Linked DNA regions of Homo sapiens: region 2 is linked to region 1. A link is an interaction called in ENCODE POLR2A ChIA-PET data of the cell type or tissue named here. Cell type or tissue: OCI-LY7. All regions are shown on one strand. Each heading gives the region's core, and the rest is flanking DNA. Links, peaks and the distances in the headings are about the cores only.

The links. Peaks named below come from ENCODE experiments on the same cell type or tissue, not always from the same donor. Only the 100,000 strongest peaks of a DNase experiment are listed, where the experiment ranks them.
Region 2: POLR2A ChIA-PET joins it to region 1 with 6 read pairs; 4 of 35 experiments call an interaction of 5 or more read pairs at or near these places.

Annotation. Positions count from the first base shown.
Region 1 is chr4:48,810,070-48,818,721 of GRCh38, forward strand. It overlaps a transcript of OCIAD1 not described here. Among named protein-coding and RNA genes, the nearest start is that of OCIAD1, 17 kb to the right of the region's middle. In OCI-LY7, for the core only: no CTCF peak of the experiment used is centred there; DNase peaks (open chromatin) are centred at 4,062 and 5,672; H3K4me3 peaks cover 2,508 bases; H3K27ac peaks cover 3,072 bases.
Region 2 is chr4:48,701,294-48,709,205 of GRCh38, forward strand. The region is part of intron 2 of FRYL (FRY like transcription coactivator); the gene reads right to left. Among named protein-coding and RNA genes, the nearest start is that of FRYL, 75 kb to the right of the region's middle. In OCI-LY7, for the core only: no CTCF peak of the experiment used is centred there; no DNase peak of the experiment used is centred there.

The DNA of each region.
Region 1 (8,652 bases), core at 1,981-6,980:
ATACATGTAACATTCTTAGAACAGTGCCTGGTGCTTGCGAAATATTAGATATTATTATTATCTCTGCCAAAAAAATCTAGATTTTTAGGAGCAGAGTGCGTTAGCTTTTTAGGAACTCGGTGTGTGTGTGTGTTTAAGAGATGAGATCCCAGCACTTTGGGAGGCCGAGGCGGGTGGATCACGAGGTCAGGAGATCGAAACCATCCTGGCTAACACGGTGAAAACCCGTCTCTACTAAAAACACAAAAAATTAGCCGGGCGCGGTGGCGGGTGCCTGTAGTCCCAGCTACTCGGGAGGCCGAGGCAGGAGAATGGCGTGAACCCGGGAGGTGGAGCTTGCAGTGAGCCAAGATCGCACCACTGCACTCCAACCTGGGTGACAGAGTGAGACTCCATCTCAAAAAAAAAAAAAAAAAAAAAAAGAGATGAGATCTTGCTGCATTGTCCAGGCAGACCTCGAACTTCGTGGGCTCAAGGGATTCTCTTATCTGTCCCTGGCATATGATATATACTCACCAATGACTACAATTTATTTATTTATTTAGTCTTTTAGGAAATATTAGTTGAGCACCTGAGCGTCAGGCACTGTTCTAGGCACTAGGGATGCATCAGGGAAAAAAATTAAAATCCTGCCTCATGGTGCTTACCTAGAGAGAGACAAGGAATAAGTAAAACAAGAGGTTAGACTGTAGTAAGTGCTACCGAAGTGGAGGAAAAAAAGGCAGGAAATAGAAGGGGGATAGGAAATGTCTGCAGTGGGTAGTGATTGAGGATGGGAGATAAAGAAGAGAGGAGTTGCAATTTTCTTTTTTCTTTCTTTCTTTCTTTTTTTTTTTTTTTTTTTGAGACGGAGTCTCACTCTGTTGCCCAGGCTGGAATGCAGTGGCATGATCCTCTCACCTCAGCCCTACAAGTAGTTGGGACCACAGGCACACACTACCATGTCTGGCTAATTTTTTGTGTTTTTAATAGAGACAGAGTTTTGTCATGTTGTCCAGGCTGGTCTCAAACTCTTGAGCTCAGGCCATCCATCCACCTTGGACTCCCAAAGTGCTGGCATTACAGGCGTGAACCATTGCACCTGGCCTGATCCCTTCTCATTAGATCTCCCACTACCACATTGATTCACATCATCGTGATCTCTTGCCTAACTTATTGCAGAAGTCCCCTAACTGGCCTCCACGTCTTGTTTCACTTTACTCTTAACACAGTAGCCAGAGTGATCTTGTTAAAATCCAAGTCAGATAGCCACTCCTTTGCTCAGACCCTCCAAATGGCTTCCCATTTCTCCAATAAAAGCCAAAGTCTTTACAATGGCATAGGAGGCCCTGCAGTCTTTCTCTTCCTTTCCTCCAGACCTTATACTCCACCATTCTTTTCCTCATTAATTACACTCCAGCAGCACTGCTCTTGCATTTTCTCAAACATGCCAAGCAGGTACCCATCTTAGGCTCTATGTAATTGCTCTCAGATATCTGCATAATACAATTCACCATTACTGAGCCTGGGAGGTGGAGGTTCCAGTGAGCCAAGATCATGCCACTGCACTACAGTCTGGGTAGCAGAGTGAGATCCTGTCTCAAAGTAATAATAACAATAATAATGAGAAGGGATCAGATTATGGATATACTTTGAAGATAAATCCAATAGGAGTCACAAAGAAATTTTATGTAGAGTGAGAGAGAAAGAAGAGTCAAGGATGCCTCCACAGATTTTAGTCAAATGAAATGGAAAGAGGAATAGCTTTCAAATGAGATGAAGAAGATGAGGAAGACTGAAAAGAAAAGTTTCATTTTTTTTTTCTGTTGTGGTGTCAAAGACCAGGAATTTGGTTTGAGGTATGTAAAGTTTGAGATGCAAATTAGATACATGTAGGCAGACATATGTGTCTGAAGTTCCAGAGAGAGGTCTATACTAGAAAACTAAATTTGGGGCTGGGCACAGTGGCTCATGCCTGTAATCCCAGCACTTTGGGAGGCTGAGGCGGGTGGATCATTGAGGTCAGGAGTTCAAGACCAGCCTGGCCAAGGGTGAAACCCTATCTCTACTAAAAATACAAAAAAATTAGCCAGGCTTGGTGATGCATGCCTGTATTCCCAGCTACTTGGGAGGCTGAGGCAGGAGAATAGCTTGAACCCAGGAGGTGGAGGTTGCAGTGAGCCGAAATCATGCCACTGCACTCCAGTCTGGGCAACAGAGTGAGAGTTGGTCTCAAAAAAAAAAAAAAAAAAAAAAAAAAAAAAAAAAGAAAAGAAAAAGAAAACTAAATTTGGCATTTATGATATGGTATTTAAAGCCTTGACACCAGAGGTTACCAAGAAAGTGGCTACCGAGATGTCCAAGGCCTGTCTGAGTCAAAGTGCACCCCAAAATTTGGAAATCAGAAAGACAAGAAAGAACCAGCAAAGGAAACTGAAAAAGAGTGGTCAGTTAGATAGAGGGAAAAAAGAAAAGGGGGCCAAATTTTGGAACAAGAGAAGAGAATAAAGGAGTGATTGACTGTCAAACGCTTTAGAATAGGTCGCATAATACAAGGATAGAGAATTGAAAGATTGATTTAATAACACAAAGGTCATGGAGACTTTGACAAGGACATTTGCTTAGGGTAAAAGTGTTTGGAGTGAGCCCAAGAGAGACTGGGAAGAGAGGAATTGGACACAGGAAGTAGAGATAATTCTTTCAAGGAGTTTTGCCATAAAAGAGCAAAAAAATGAGAATGTGAGGTCAAGAAAAGCTTTGGGATTTTTCTTGCTGTTAAAGCTGAGAATCATAACTTGTTCATAAGCTGATGGGAATTTTCTTACAGTGAAGAGAAACCAAGGATGGGAGACAGAATGGGTCGAACTGCTAGAGGTGGGTACCTTGAGTAGGTGAATACCTTGAGTAGGTGAGAGAGGATGGAATCTACCTCTCAAGTACAGGGCTGGTCTTGGATAGGAGCACAGGCAGAAGAGCTGTGTGTGTCATAGAGGAAAACATACTATACGGGTACAGGTGCAGAAGAATTCCACAGGCTCTTGTCATGACCTCTATCTGGCATGATGCGGGATGGATGTCAAGTTAAGAGCCTGTGGAATTCCGATTGCATCTTTCAAGAAATATCGCAACACTTTTTCTATTACATATTATGATTTTTCATTTAATGAAACATTTTTGAAAGAGTCTGGTATACGTGATACTGTTGATATGGTGTGGGGGTTCCCTTTACTTGTAAGAATCAGTATTGTGGGCAAAACAGGTAAACAAACAATTGTGATGTGGTAAGTGTTATCCTACAGGCATATGAAAATGCTGCAGCAACTGGTTGGGGGTGGTGGCTCACGCCTGTAATCCCAGCTCCTTGGGAGGCGGAGGTGAGTGGATCGCCTGAACTCAAGAGTTTGAGGCCAGCCTGGGCAACATGGTGATATCCCGTCTCTACAAAAAATACAAAAATTAGTTGGGCGTAGTGGCATGTGCCTGTAGTCCCAGCTACTTGGGAGGCTGAGATGGGAGGCTCACTTGAGCCGGGGAGGTGGAGGTTGCAGTGAACTGGGGATCAGATCCACTGTGCTCCAGCCTGGGTGACAGAGTGAGACCCTGTCCCAAAGGGGAAACAAACAAACAAAAACTGGCCTAAAGCTGCTAATATTTTAGTTTTGTGGCCTGCAAACTTCTAGCATTTCTATAACAGGCATCAAACTTACTTCTATATCAGAAAGTATTTGGCTTATGTCAAAGTTTTAAAAACTTTTTTTCATGTGACACTTTTTCTTAAGAGGAGCTCGTGAATAACTATTTAAATGTTACAGTTGGCTTGAATTTTAAACATTTGGTGAGAGTTGTAAAAATATATGTTTTAAACTTTCAGAGAATAAAAATTTAAGACCCACTTTCTTAGAAGTTACTATTAATAAATAAATAATTTTGTAGTTCTAATCTCATTAAAAAAATTTTTTAAGACTGAGATTGATGTGTAGGACCCAGCTGCAAAATTCAAACCAGCTACATGCAGCTGCACTCTGGTTCCCCTAATTCATCTAACAGCTCTTAGTGTGTTCTATAAGTGGCAATAGAAAAGGCACAGCAGATGTGCAAGATGGCTCCTGAAATCTAAAGAGGGACAGATGGTTCTCGGTTTGATTGACAGCATGAGGAGCACTGTAGAAAGGGTCACCTCCTGTGGAGGGGTTTTTTTTTTTTTTTTAATCCTTGCCTCTGCCTGAAAATGAAACTGTCCAAGAAAGAAAAGCAGAGTATGGCTATTCAGAAAGCCTTTTTTTTTTTTTTTCAAATATTTGTTATAGTGAAATTATAAAGTCACCTAGACGTGGAAAAAACTCTCCTCTAACTTTTGACTGAGAGCTGACTCTTCATATTTATAACAAAGTAGACAGATTGGTGTTTGAATGCAATACTCAGAATATTGGAGATAGAGCTGGAATTAAGGCAAAAACAAAAATAACATAATTTACACAACAGCATCGATTAGAGCTGGAATAATGATCACTGGAAGCCCTATTTTCCCCTTAAAAATAAACTTTTTGTTTTAAATTTTAATTACAAAGTTAGACAAATTATTTGCAATAGTTTACCGGGAATGGTTCTAAATTAACAATATAGGCTATATCACTTTTATGCTTACCTCTCTCTCTCTCTTTTCCAAACTCCTTTCTAGTACTTTAAATCTTCAAGAAAAACAAAAAAGAACTCACATTTTCTGCATGCAAACCAAGTCCTGGATGCTGTGTTAGGTACTTTATAACTTTATATGATTTAGTATCTCAGAGGTATTAATAGATTCTTCTTAGGTTCATATTCATACTGACACATGGGCTCCATGATTTTATTGATGCTTCTCTTCATCTTCTGCTGAAAAAAGGAAAACAAGAACAAAATATGCCTCAAAATAATAGTCTATATATTAAGATACATTCTGGGAGTCCAGGATTTGTGAAGTCCTCTTAAACCATTTCTAGAAGAGGCTGGGTGCAGTGGCTCACGCCTGTAATCTCAGCACTTTGGGAGGCTGAGGTGGGCAGATCATGAGGTCAGGAGTTCGAGACCAGTCTGGCCAACATAGTGAAACCCCATCTCTACTAAAAATACAAAAAATTACCCGGATGTGGTGGTGTGCACCTGTAATCCCAGCTAGTCAGGAGACTGAGGCAGGAGAATTGCTTGAAACCAGAAGGCGGAGGTTGCAGTGATCTGAGGTCGCGCCACACTCCAGCCCGGGGAACAGTGTGAGACTCCATCTCAAAAAAAAGAAAAGAATAAATTATTTCTAGAAGAAATTCACACAGTGGCAGATGCAAGATTTCTCTCTAGACAAGACTCAGGATTGACAATGTATTTGCAAGAAATAGCTGGGAGGTAATTGTCTTGAAACTTCATTTGCATGAAACTATGCTTTTTTGGAATGACCTGCAAAACCTGCCAGGGAATTTACATTTCTTGGTAAGCCTGCTTTTTGGAGGATCTTTAAGAAGTGCTGCAGTTTGATAAAAGTCTGAAAACTACAGTAGATCTGACATATGAACAAATATTTACTTCTGTGACTCATGAACTGAACTAGATTCTGATAATGTAGACAGGGCTATCTCAGTTCTTGTAAAATTCTCAAATCTCTACTCCACTGGCTTGGAGGAAATCAAACTGTTGAACTAGACAGCAGCTCAGAAACCCCAGGGTCGCAAATGACTTTCCCTTTCACTTCCCATCGCCTCTGTTTTAATGACAACAAAGCTTTTTGTGGCCAAGGCATAAATTCATTGAATATGAAATATTTACATTCCACCATCTAGTCAACATCATATTCTTTCAGCTCTCCCACATAGGTAATCCCGCACATACCTGTTCTTTGGCATCATACTGACTACTAGATCTTTGATACTCTTAATTTTATCCCTATCTGATTGTTTTCTTTTCATCCCTACTTAGCTTCAATTCCATTGCCAATAATTTCAACCATTCTCTTGCCAATATCTTCAACTACTTTGTCTTTCTGTCACAAATGTATAAAGTGGCCTGTATTCTATAACTTTCATTACCTTCTTCCTGCTAGTCACACAGGATGGGTAAGCCCTTCTCCCATTTATGTCGACTTATCCACCTGTGCATTTCTCGCTCTCTCTCTGTTTAGACATTCTATGCCAATATGTCCCAATCTTTTTAATATCATGGCACACATAGAAAAACGCTAATCTTTGTGCAGTTCATTAGAATAAACTGGAGGCGATCAGGACATCTATATAGCGCTTAGTTGATATATGCTAATGGCAATTAAAAATACAAAATATAGTCAAGAGATTGAGACCATCCTGGCCAAAAAATTAGCTGGGCATGGTGGCACATGCCTGTAGTCCCAGCTACTCAGGAGGCCGAGGCAGGGGAATCGCTTGAACCTGGGAGGCGGAGGTTGCAGTGATCTGAGATCACGCCACTGCACTCCAGCCTGGCAACAGAGCAAGAGTCCGTCTAAAAGGAAAAAAAAAAAAAGGAAGATAATAAATACTGGCTTTTGTTGAATAAATATTGACTTTTATAAAACTTTGAAATAATATCTTTTAAAACTTGGGCTTGCTTCTCAAAATACAACTTCTTAACTGTTTATTATTAGGCTTAAATTTGAAACGGTGGCAGGGCACCGTGGCTCACGCCTGTAACCCCAGCACTTTGGGAGGCCAAGGCAGGAGGAACACCCGAGATCAGGAGTTTGAGACCAGCCTGACCAACATGGCGAAACCCTGTCTCTACTAAAAATACAAAAATTAGCTGGGCATGGTGGCACACACCTGTGATCCTGCTACTCGGGAGGCTGAGAGAAGAGAATCGCTTGAATCTGGGAGGTGGAGGTTGCAGTGAGTGGAGATTGGGCCACTGCACTCCAGCCTGGGTGACAGAGCGAGACTCCCTCCTCCCCAAAAAAAGGGGTGGGAGAGGGGCCAAGATGGCTGAATAGGAACAGCTCTGGCCTGCAGCTCCCAGCAAGACCAACGCAGAAGGTGGTTGATTTCTGCATTTCCAGCTGAGGCACCCAGTTCATCTCACTGGGACTGGTTAGGCAGTGGGTCCAACTCATGGAGAGTAAGCAGAAGCAGTGTGGGGCGTTGCTTCACCCGGGAAGTGTAAGGAGCCAGGAACCTCCCTCCCCTAGCCAAGGGAAGCCATGAGGGACTGTGCTACCCAGCTGGGTTACTACACTTTTTCCACGGTTTTTGCAATCTGCAGATCAGGAGATTCCTACCGGGGCCCTGGGTTTCAAGCACAAAACTGGGCGGCTGTTTGGGCAGACACTGAGCTAGCTGTAGAAGTATTTTTTCATACCCCCAGTGGCACCTGGGACTGTGCTACCCAGCCGGGTTACTACACTTTTTCCATGGTTTTTGCACTCTGCAGATCAGGAGATTCCCACCAGGCCCCTGGGTTTCAAGCACAAAACTGGGGGGCTGTTTGGGCAGACACCGAGCTAACTGCAGAAGTATTTTTTCATACCCCAGTGGGGCCTGGAACACCAGTGAGACAGAATTGTTTACTCCCCTGGAAAGGGGGCTGAAGCCAGGAAGCCAAGTGGTCTAGCTCAGTGGGTTCCACTTCCATGGAGCCGAGCAAGCTAAGAACCACTGGCTTGAAATTCTTGCTGCCAGCACAGCAGTCTGAAGACAACTTGGAATAATCGAGCTTGGTGTGGGGAGGGGCATCTGCCATTACTGACATTTTAGAAGGCAGTTTTCTCCTGACATTGCTCAGGAGGCTGGGTGCTCTGGGCTGGGTGTGGCAAAGCAGCTGTGGCCAGACTGCTTCTCTAGATTTCTCCTCACTGGGCATCTCTGAAGGAAAGGTAACAGCCCTAGTCAGGGACTTACAGACAAAACCCCCATCTCCCTGGGATAGAGCACCTGGGGGAAGGGGTGGTTGTGGGCGCAGCTTCAGCGGATTTAATCATTCCTGCTTGCTGGCTCTGAAGAGAGCAGCTGATCCTGACAAAAGGGATTCTCCCAGCGCAGTGCACCAGCTCTTCTAAGGGACAGACTGCCTTCTCAAGTGGGTCCCTGACCTCTGTGCCTCCTGACTGGGAATAACCTCCCAACATGGGTTGACAGACACCTCTTACAGGAGAGCTCCAGCTGATATCAGGCCAGTGCCCCTCTGGGACGAAACTTCCAGAGAAAGGAGCAGGCAGAAATCTTTGTTGTTCTGCAGGCTCTACTGGTGATACCCAGGTGAACAGGGTCTGGAGTGCACCTCCAGCAAGCTGCAGCAGACCTGCAGAAGAGGGTCTTGACTGCTAGAAGAAAAACTAACGAACAGAAAGCCACAACATCAACATCAGCATAAAGGACCCCCACGTAAAGACTCCATCCAAAGATCATCAGCCTCAAAGATCAAAGGTAGATAAATCCACGAAGATGAGGAAAAAGCAGTGCAAAAATGCAGGAAATTCCAAAAACCAGAAGGCCTATTCTCCTCCAAATGATCTCTACTCCTCTCCAGCAAGGGCACAAAACTGGACGGAGAATGAGTTTGATGAATTGACAGAAGTGGGCTTCAGAAGATGGGTAATAACAAACTCCTCTGAGCTAAAGGAGCATGTTCCTACCCAATGCAAGGAAGCTAAGAACCTTGATAAAGGTTACAGGAACTGCTAACTAGAATAACCAGTTTAGAGAG
Region 2 (7,912 bases), core at 657-5,656, 110 kb before region 1:
CTGTAAAGTCATATCCACAACAAATCTGTAAAAACCCCATTTCCAATGTAATTTCAGAGAAATGATTTCATATGAGAAGGCAACACAATGTATGCAGTATAGTTACACAATACTAAGCCACAGTTACCCACACAAAATCACTTAACCTCATTTATAGGAAGAAAAGGAGAGGAAAAAGAAGGGAGTGAAGGAAAAATTGAATAAGAGAGAGACAGAAGGAAACCTGTAAGGATTTTTAAAAAGAGAGTATATGAAATCATTTTGCAAGTTGTAGGCAGTAAATAATATTAGTACCCTTCCCTTTACAAAAGAAACATGCTGGCTGGCGCTGATCTATTAACAAAATCAAGTATGAGAATCAAGTAAACTAATCCTTGTCAATAGACAGACTATTACATTTACTCTAGAAAGATACACGCTAAGAAGTCAGCTAAGCGGACAATGAGTCCAAAGGTATCTCAGATAAAAGCAGAGGTGCATTCAAATACCTACACATTCATTATTTTATTGACCATTTTCTGCTACCTGGCGATCAAATATTTAATGCCCTGAATATGCCATTACCCCCAGTAAGTCATAAGAACTCTAATATCGTCATACTGTCTTATAAACATATTTTTGTCAACCCAATATACAGAATATAAGCATTATTTGATGTGCACTGAACTATAAAAGCTGCTTCAAACAGCAAGTAACATTCTTCTGTTTCTAAATGAGGTTACTCCCAAAAGTTCTATTCAAAATTTTATAAAATTATACTTGAGACTTCCTTCTTTTATAAGAAATTTGAATGACTGATCCACCACATGGAATGCTCCCTAATCTCATACAATTCAACGTATATCTACTGGGTTCCTATCAGTTTTAAAAATAAAAAATAGGCCAGGTATGGTGGCTCATGCCTGTAATCCCAGCACTTTGGGAGGCTGAGGCGGGCGGATCACCTGAGGTCAGGAGTTCGAGACCAGCCTGGCCAACATGGTGAAACCCTGTCTCTGCTAAAAATACAAAAACTAGCCAAGCATGGTGGTGCATGTCTGTAATCCCAGCTACTCAGGAGGCTGAGGCAAGAGAATCGCTTGAACCCTAGAGGCGGAGGTTGCAGTGAGTCGAGAATGTGCCACTATACTCCAGCCTGGGTGACAGGGTGAGACTCTGTCTCAAAAAAAAAAAAAAAAAAAAAAAAAAAAAAAAAAAAAATGCTGGGCGCGGTGGCTCACGCTTGTAATCCCAGCACTTTGGGAGGCCGAGGCAGGCGGATTACGAGGTCAGGAGATCGAGACCATGGTGAAACCCCGTCTCTACTAAAAATACAAAAAATTAGCCGGGCATGGTGGTGGGCTCCTGCAGTCCCAGCTACTCGTAGAGGCTGAAGCAGAATGGTGTGAATCCGGGAGGCGGAGCTTACAGTGAGAGGAGATCGGGCCACTGCACTCCAGCCTGGGCGACAGAGCAAGACTCCGTCTCAAAAAAAAAAAAAAAAGAAAAAGAAAGAAAAGAAAAAATACATAATTTCTTTGTACTCCAAATAAATACATGAATATTTCTCAACATAAACTATGATAAATCTTAGAATTGACACAGCAAAAGAAAACTGAGTATATGTTGAGTTAAAAAAAATTAATCTTGGGATCTAAGAAGGATCAGAGAATAGTGGGGGTTGGTGGAGAAGAGAGGTACAGATGTCATGATGGAAGATCGGAGATGAGCTAAGAAAAGAGGCAGAAAAGTACCCATCTTGGCTGCCCAAAGAAAGTTGTCTCAGGAGAGCAGATCTTGAAACCTAAAGAAAATGATAAAAGCTTCAATACCAGATGGGATCTCATTCTTCCACAATCATAGAACCACCGTAAGTTTTTGAGAAAGGAAGTGATATGAACAGACTGTTGACTCTAAAAGTTGTCTTCTGAAGCAGACTAGATGGGGAATAGGGACTAAGACAGTATGGGACCAATTTTTAAAAATCTATCCCAGTAGTCAAGAGAGGGAATGAACAAAATCCTGAATTAGAACTGAAAGAATTTTATAACTGAACAAATAGGCACCATCACCTTTCACAATTACTACAACAGTCTGCTAACCAGCTCCTGACTGACTTCTACGTGACCCCCTCCAATGGATTACCCCTGCCACAGCCAGAGTGATCTCTTTACAAAGCAATCAGATGATATCTCAGGCCCCTCAATCCCTTCTCCCTGCATGCCAGCTAAACTGGTCTTTTCATTTCCTAGAAGTCCAACTTCGTTTCTGCCTCAGGATCCTTTTACACACTGTTTCCTATGTCTGGAAGCTGCCACACTGACTTTTTTCCACCAAGCTAATCCTAAACATCCTTCAAATCTTAGCTTAAGTGTCATTTTCTCAAAGAGGCAACTCACAACCTCTCCAATGTAATAATGTGTCCCCACTTTTACATTCTCTCTTAGAATTCTTAACCACATATTTAGACATAGTTTGTGTATTTGTGGAACACCTACTCCCCTCTTAGACCATTCCCTGAGAGCTAGGATTATACTATTTGCCACTAGTGCCTAGCCTGTACTTGAAACCCGATAGGTACTCAACAAATACTTGTTGAATAAATAATGAATAAATAATAAATAAAGTCAAAAAGGTCACTTCAATTTCTCATCTGGGAAAATGGCAATACCATTACCTGATAAAGGGAACACAGGTTTGTGGATAAAGTCACATTCTATCTAAAGCATGTTGAACTTGAAAAAATAATGAAATAGGTCTGACGTGTACAAGTGGAGACACTAAATGTGGAACAATCACTTATCCAAAAGAATAAATGTAACATTAATGAAAAAGAATGAGGAAAAAATGAAGCCAGTTGAAAGCAGAACAGAGAATACCTCTGTTTAACAGGAAAAAGAAAACAAAGACAAGAGATTGGTATTTCTAATGTGTAAAGAGCTTATAAAATAAAAAACACCAACAAACAGAAAAGGGGGCTAAAGAAATGGACAGTTGGAAAAAGAAAAAGAAATGCAAATGCCTCTTAGCCATATAAAAAGATATTCAATATCACTCACAAAGGGGAAATTAACACTACAATGAGATTCCATCTGACAAAACCCTCAAAATTTGACAACATATTCTGCTGGCAAGGTTATGTATGAAAAAAAGGCACTCTCATACATTACTGATGGGAACACAAAGAGGTATAACTTCTTATGAGGATAAATCTAGCAATACCCAAGCTTTTAAAAAACAACAACAACAACACCACAAGGCTGGGCATGGTGACTCACGTCTGTAATCCCAGCACATTGGGAGGCCAAGGCAGGGAGATCCCTGAGGCTAGGAGTTCCAGACCAGACTGGCCAACACGGCAAAACCCTGTCTCTACTAAAAAATACAAAAAACAGGCTGGGTGCAGTGGCTCAGGCCTTTAATCCCAGCACTTTGGGAGGCTGAGGCAGGCGGATCACCTGAGATCAGGAGTTCCAGACCAGCCTGGCCAACAAGGCAAAACCCCGTCTCTACTAAAAGTACAAAAATTAGCTGGGCATGGTGGCAGGCACCTGTAATCCCAGCTACTCAGGAGGCTGAGGCAGGAGAATCGCTTGAACCCAGGAGACGGAGGTTGCAGTAAGCCGAGATTGAGCCACTGCACTCCAGCCTGGGCAACAAGAGCGAGACTCCGTCTCAAAAAAAAAAAAAAAAAAAAAATTAGCCAGGCATGGTAGCGCACACCTGTCATCCCAGCTACTCGGGTGGCTGAGGCACAAGAATTGCTTGAACCCAGGAGGTGGAAGTTGCAGTGAGCCGAGATCATGCCACTGCACTCCAGCCTGGGTGACGGTGAGACTGTCTTAAAACAAACAAATAAACACTGCATTCTCATTTACCCTTTGGCCCTGCAATTCCACTTCTAAGAACCTGCCCCAAACACAGTGGAAAGATATAAAAAGATTTATATATCCGCAAGGTTATGCATTTATATTATACCATTTATAATGGTATATTATACCACTATAATATACCATTATATATATTGGTATATATCTTGCTATATATATATAGCAAAAGATTATAAACAATCCAAGTCCCCATCAATTGGGAACTGGTTAAATAAACTATGGCACATTCACCCAATGGGTTATTATATAGCTATAAAAAGAAATCAGTAATACACCACTAAGGAGTGATCCCCAGAATATAACAAGTAAAAAAAAAAAACAAAAAACAAAGTATATGGTATCCTATCATTTATATAAGGAGACATATGAATATATAGCTTGCTTATATTTTTCTTAAAAAAAAAAAAACAAAGTTTCTAGAATATGAGTACTTATACGGAGAAGAAAACAGAATTTGACTTTGGAACCATAAAACTATTATACATGATTATAAAACAAAGTTACATTTTAGAACAGTTATTAAATATGAAAGATAATGAACTTAATTGTATATCCAGTTGGTGGCATAACTATACAGAGAACAATTATTAAGACTAACTTAAACAGTATAGTATTTCTGAGAGCAGCCCCTATGACCATACTTCCTGGTATTCACACCCTTAAGTATTCACTATTCACCTCCTTTTTTTTTTGACACAGAGTGTCACTCTGTCGCCCAGGCTGGAAAGCAGTGGTGTGACCTCAGTTTACTGCAACCTCTACCTCCTGGGTTCAAGCGATTCTCCTGCCTCAGCCTCCTGAGTAGCTGGAACTACAGGCACACGCCACCACTCCTGGCTAATTTTTGTATTTTTAGTAGAGACAGGGTTTCACCATGTTGGACAGGCTGGTCTCAAACTTCTGACCTCAGGTGACCTGCCTCAATCTCCCAAACTGCTGGAATTATAGGCATGAGCCACTGCGCCTGGCCTCACCTCCCTTTTAGTGTAGACTGAATTGAAAGACTTGATTCTAGGAATAGAATTCAGCTGAATACCTTGTTCCTAGCATCATTATTCACAACAGCCAAAATGTGCAAAGAACTCAAATATCAGTTGATGGATGGATAAAATGTGGTATGTAAATACAATGGAATATTATTCAGCCTTAAAAAAGAATGAAATTCTAACACGTACTATAACATGAATGACCTTGAAGACATTATCCTGGGTGAAAAAAGCCAGTCACAAAAGGATAAATACTGTAACTGCATGATTCCACTTATGAGGTACCTAGAGGGGTCAAACTCTTGGGAAAGTAGAATGGTGGTTGTCAGGGGCTGGGCAAAGAAGACGATGGGGAGTTATTTAATGGGTATAGAGTTTCATTTTGTAAAGATGAGAAAGTTCTGGAGATGCATGATAGTGATAATTGCACAACAATGTGAATGTATGTAATGCCACTGAATTGTACACTTAAAATAGTTAAAATGTTAAGTTTACATTATGCACACTTTAGCACAATAATTTTTTTAAAAGGATGCAGCAAGTGTGATGGGCTCCCACTCTAAGAATAAGTTACAGAAAGAGCTTGGTTTCCATCTTGGATGCCCTCTCTCCCTTGCTCTGAACTAACAACCAGCTGCCCATGTTGTTAGCTGCCCTATGGAAGGGTCAAGGAATTGGCCTCTGGCCAACAGCCAGAAAGAACCTGAGACCTGTTAATAATCACATGAGTGAGCTTGAAAGCACCCCCAGAAGGCTGTTCCTTTGTGCCTCTTTTACTTGAGTTGTGGGATGATTGCAGCCCCAGAAGATACTTGGATTGCTGCTTTATGAGAGACTCTGAGCCAAAAGCACCCAGCTAAGCTGCACCCCAAAGAAACTGACTCACAGCAACCATGAGACAATAATGTCACTGTGTTAAGCCACTAAGTTTCAGGGTAGTTTGTTACACAGTAATAGATAATAATATATATAGTAATTTGACTAAACATTGCTAAGAGAATGTGCTAAGTCCAAAACAATATTGCAAATTCTTTTTCATTTTTTAATTATTTTTATTTGCATCATGATTTTTTTATAATATGAATGTGCAGAAGTGCAAATTCTATTTCTGAGTATATACCCAAGGAAAAAAAGTACACAGATCTGCCCAAAGATATGTACAAGAGTGTTCATAGCAATTTTATCATTACTTTTTTAAAAGGTCTTAAGGATACATCCTGAAATACTTATAAATAAGATACATGATGTCTAGAATTTGCTTTAAAATAACACAGGAGTGAGAGAAAAGTTGGTGGGGAATAGCTAAACAATTTGGGCATGACTTGATAATTACTGAATCTGAGTCTGAATACAAAGCAATTGGTTACACCAGTCTGTTTACTTCTGCATATGTTTCTCATTTTCCATAATAAAAACTTTAAATAAATAAGACAAAAAGTTTATTTTACAGACACTAGAAAAAAAAAATCCTGAAATAAAAAGAAGATCCTCTTTCCAAGACCTTAGAAAAGAAACTGTTCCAGGTAATAATGAGGTCTAAGGCAAGAAGTGATTGAAGTGAGAAGTAAGAGAACTTTGAGGCTCCAGTTCTGGTGAACTAATGCTGACTTTAGCTACCTGCCAAAGAATCACACCCTTCTCCCAAATTTGTTTCAAAAAGTATCTGTATTTCTTTTTCTTTTTTTTTTTTGAGATGGAGTCTTGCTCTGTCTCCCAGGCTGGAGTGCAGTGGTGCAATCTTGGCTCACTACAACCTCCGCCTCCTGGGTTCAATTGATTCTCCTGCCTCAGCCTCCCCAGTAGCTCGGACTATAGGCACGTGCCACCACACCCGGCTAATTTTTTGCATTTTTAGTAGAGAGGGGGTTTCACTGTGTTAGCCAGGATGATCTCGATCTTCTGACCTCGTGATCAGCCTGCCTCGGCCTCCCAAAGTGCTGGGATTACAGGTGTGAGCCACCACACCTGGCCTGTATTTCTTTTTAAGAGACAGGGTGGTAGGCACCTGTAATCCCAGCTACTCAGGAGGCTGAGGCAGGAGAATCGCTTGAACCCAGGAGGCGGAGGTTGCAGTAAGCCGAGATTGAGCCACTGCACTCCAGCCTGGACAACAAGAGCGAGACTCCGTCTCAAAAAAATAAATAAATAAATAAATAAATAAAAATAAAATTAGCCAGGCATGGTAGCACACACCTGTCATCCCAGCTACTCGGGTGGCTGAGGCACAAGAATTGCTTGAACCTGGGAGGTGGAAGTTGCAGTGAGCCGAGATCATGCCACTGCACTCCAGCCTGGGTGACAGTGAGACTATCTTAAACAAACAAACAAACACTGCGTACTCATTTACCCTTGGGCCCTGCAATTCCACTTCTAAGAACCTGTCCCAAACACAGTGGCAAGATATAAAAAGATGTATATATCCGCAAGGTTATGCATTTATATTATACCATTTATATTAGCAAAAGATTATAAACAATCCATTCACCCTGGCTGGAATGCAGTGGCGCAATCATAGCTCACTGCAACCTCAACCTCTTGGGCTCAAGTAATCCTCCCACCTTACCCTCCCAAGTATCTGGGACTAAAGGTGTGCAACTATCACACTTGGTTGATTTTTAAATTTTCTGTAGAGATGGGGTCTTGCTGTGTTGCCCAGGCTGGTCTCAAACTCTTGGCCTCAGGTCATCCTCCCACCTGGGCCTCCCAAAGCACTGGGAATACAGGCATGAGCCATCACACTTAGCTTCAAAAGGTATCGTGTGTTTTTTTTTTTGTTTTTTGTTTTTTTTTTTGAGATGGAGTCTCACTCTGTCTCCCAGGCTGGATGCGGTGGCGCGATCTCGGCTCACTGTAAGCTCCGCCTCCTGGGTTCACGCCATTCTCCTGCCTCAGCCTCCCGAGTAGCTGGAACTACAGCGCCCGCCACCACGCCTGGCTAATTTTTTGTATTTTTAGTAGAGACTGGGTTTCACCGTGTTAGCCAGGATGGTTTCGATCTCCTGACCTCGTGATCTGCCCGCCTCGGCTTCCCAAAGTGCTGGGATTACAGGCATGAGC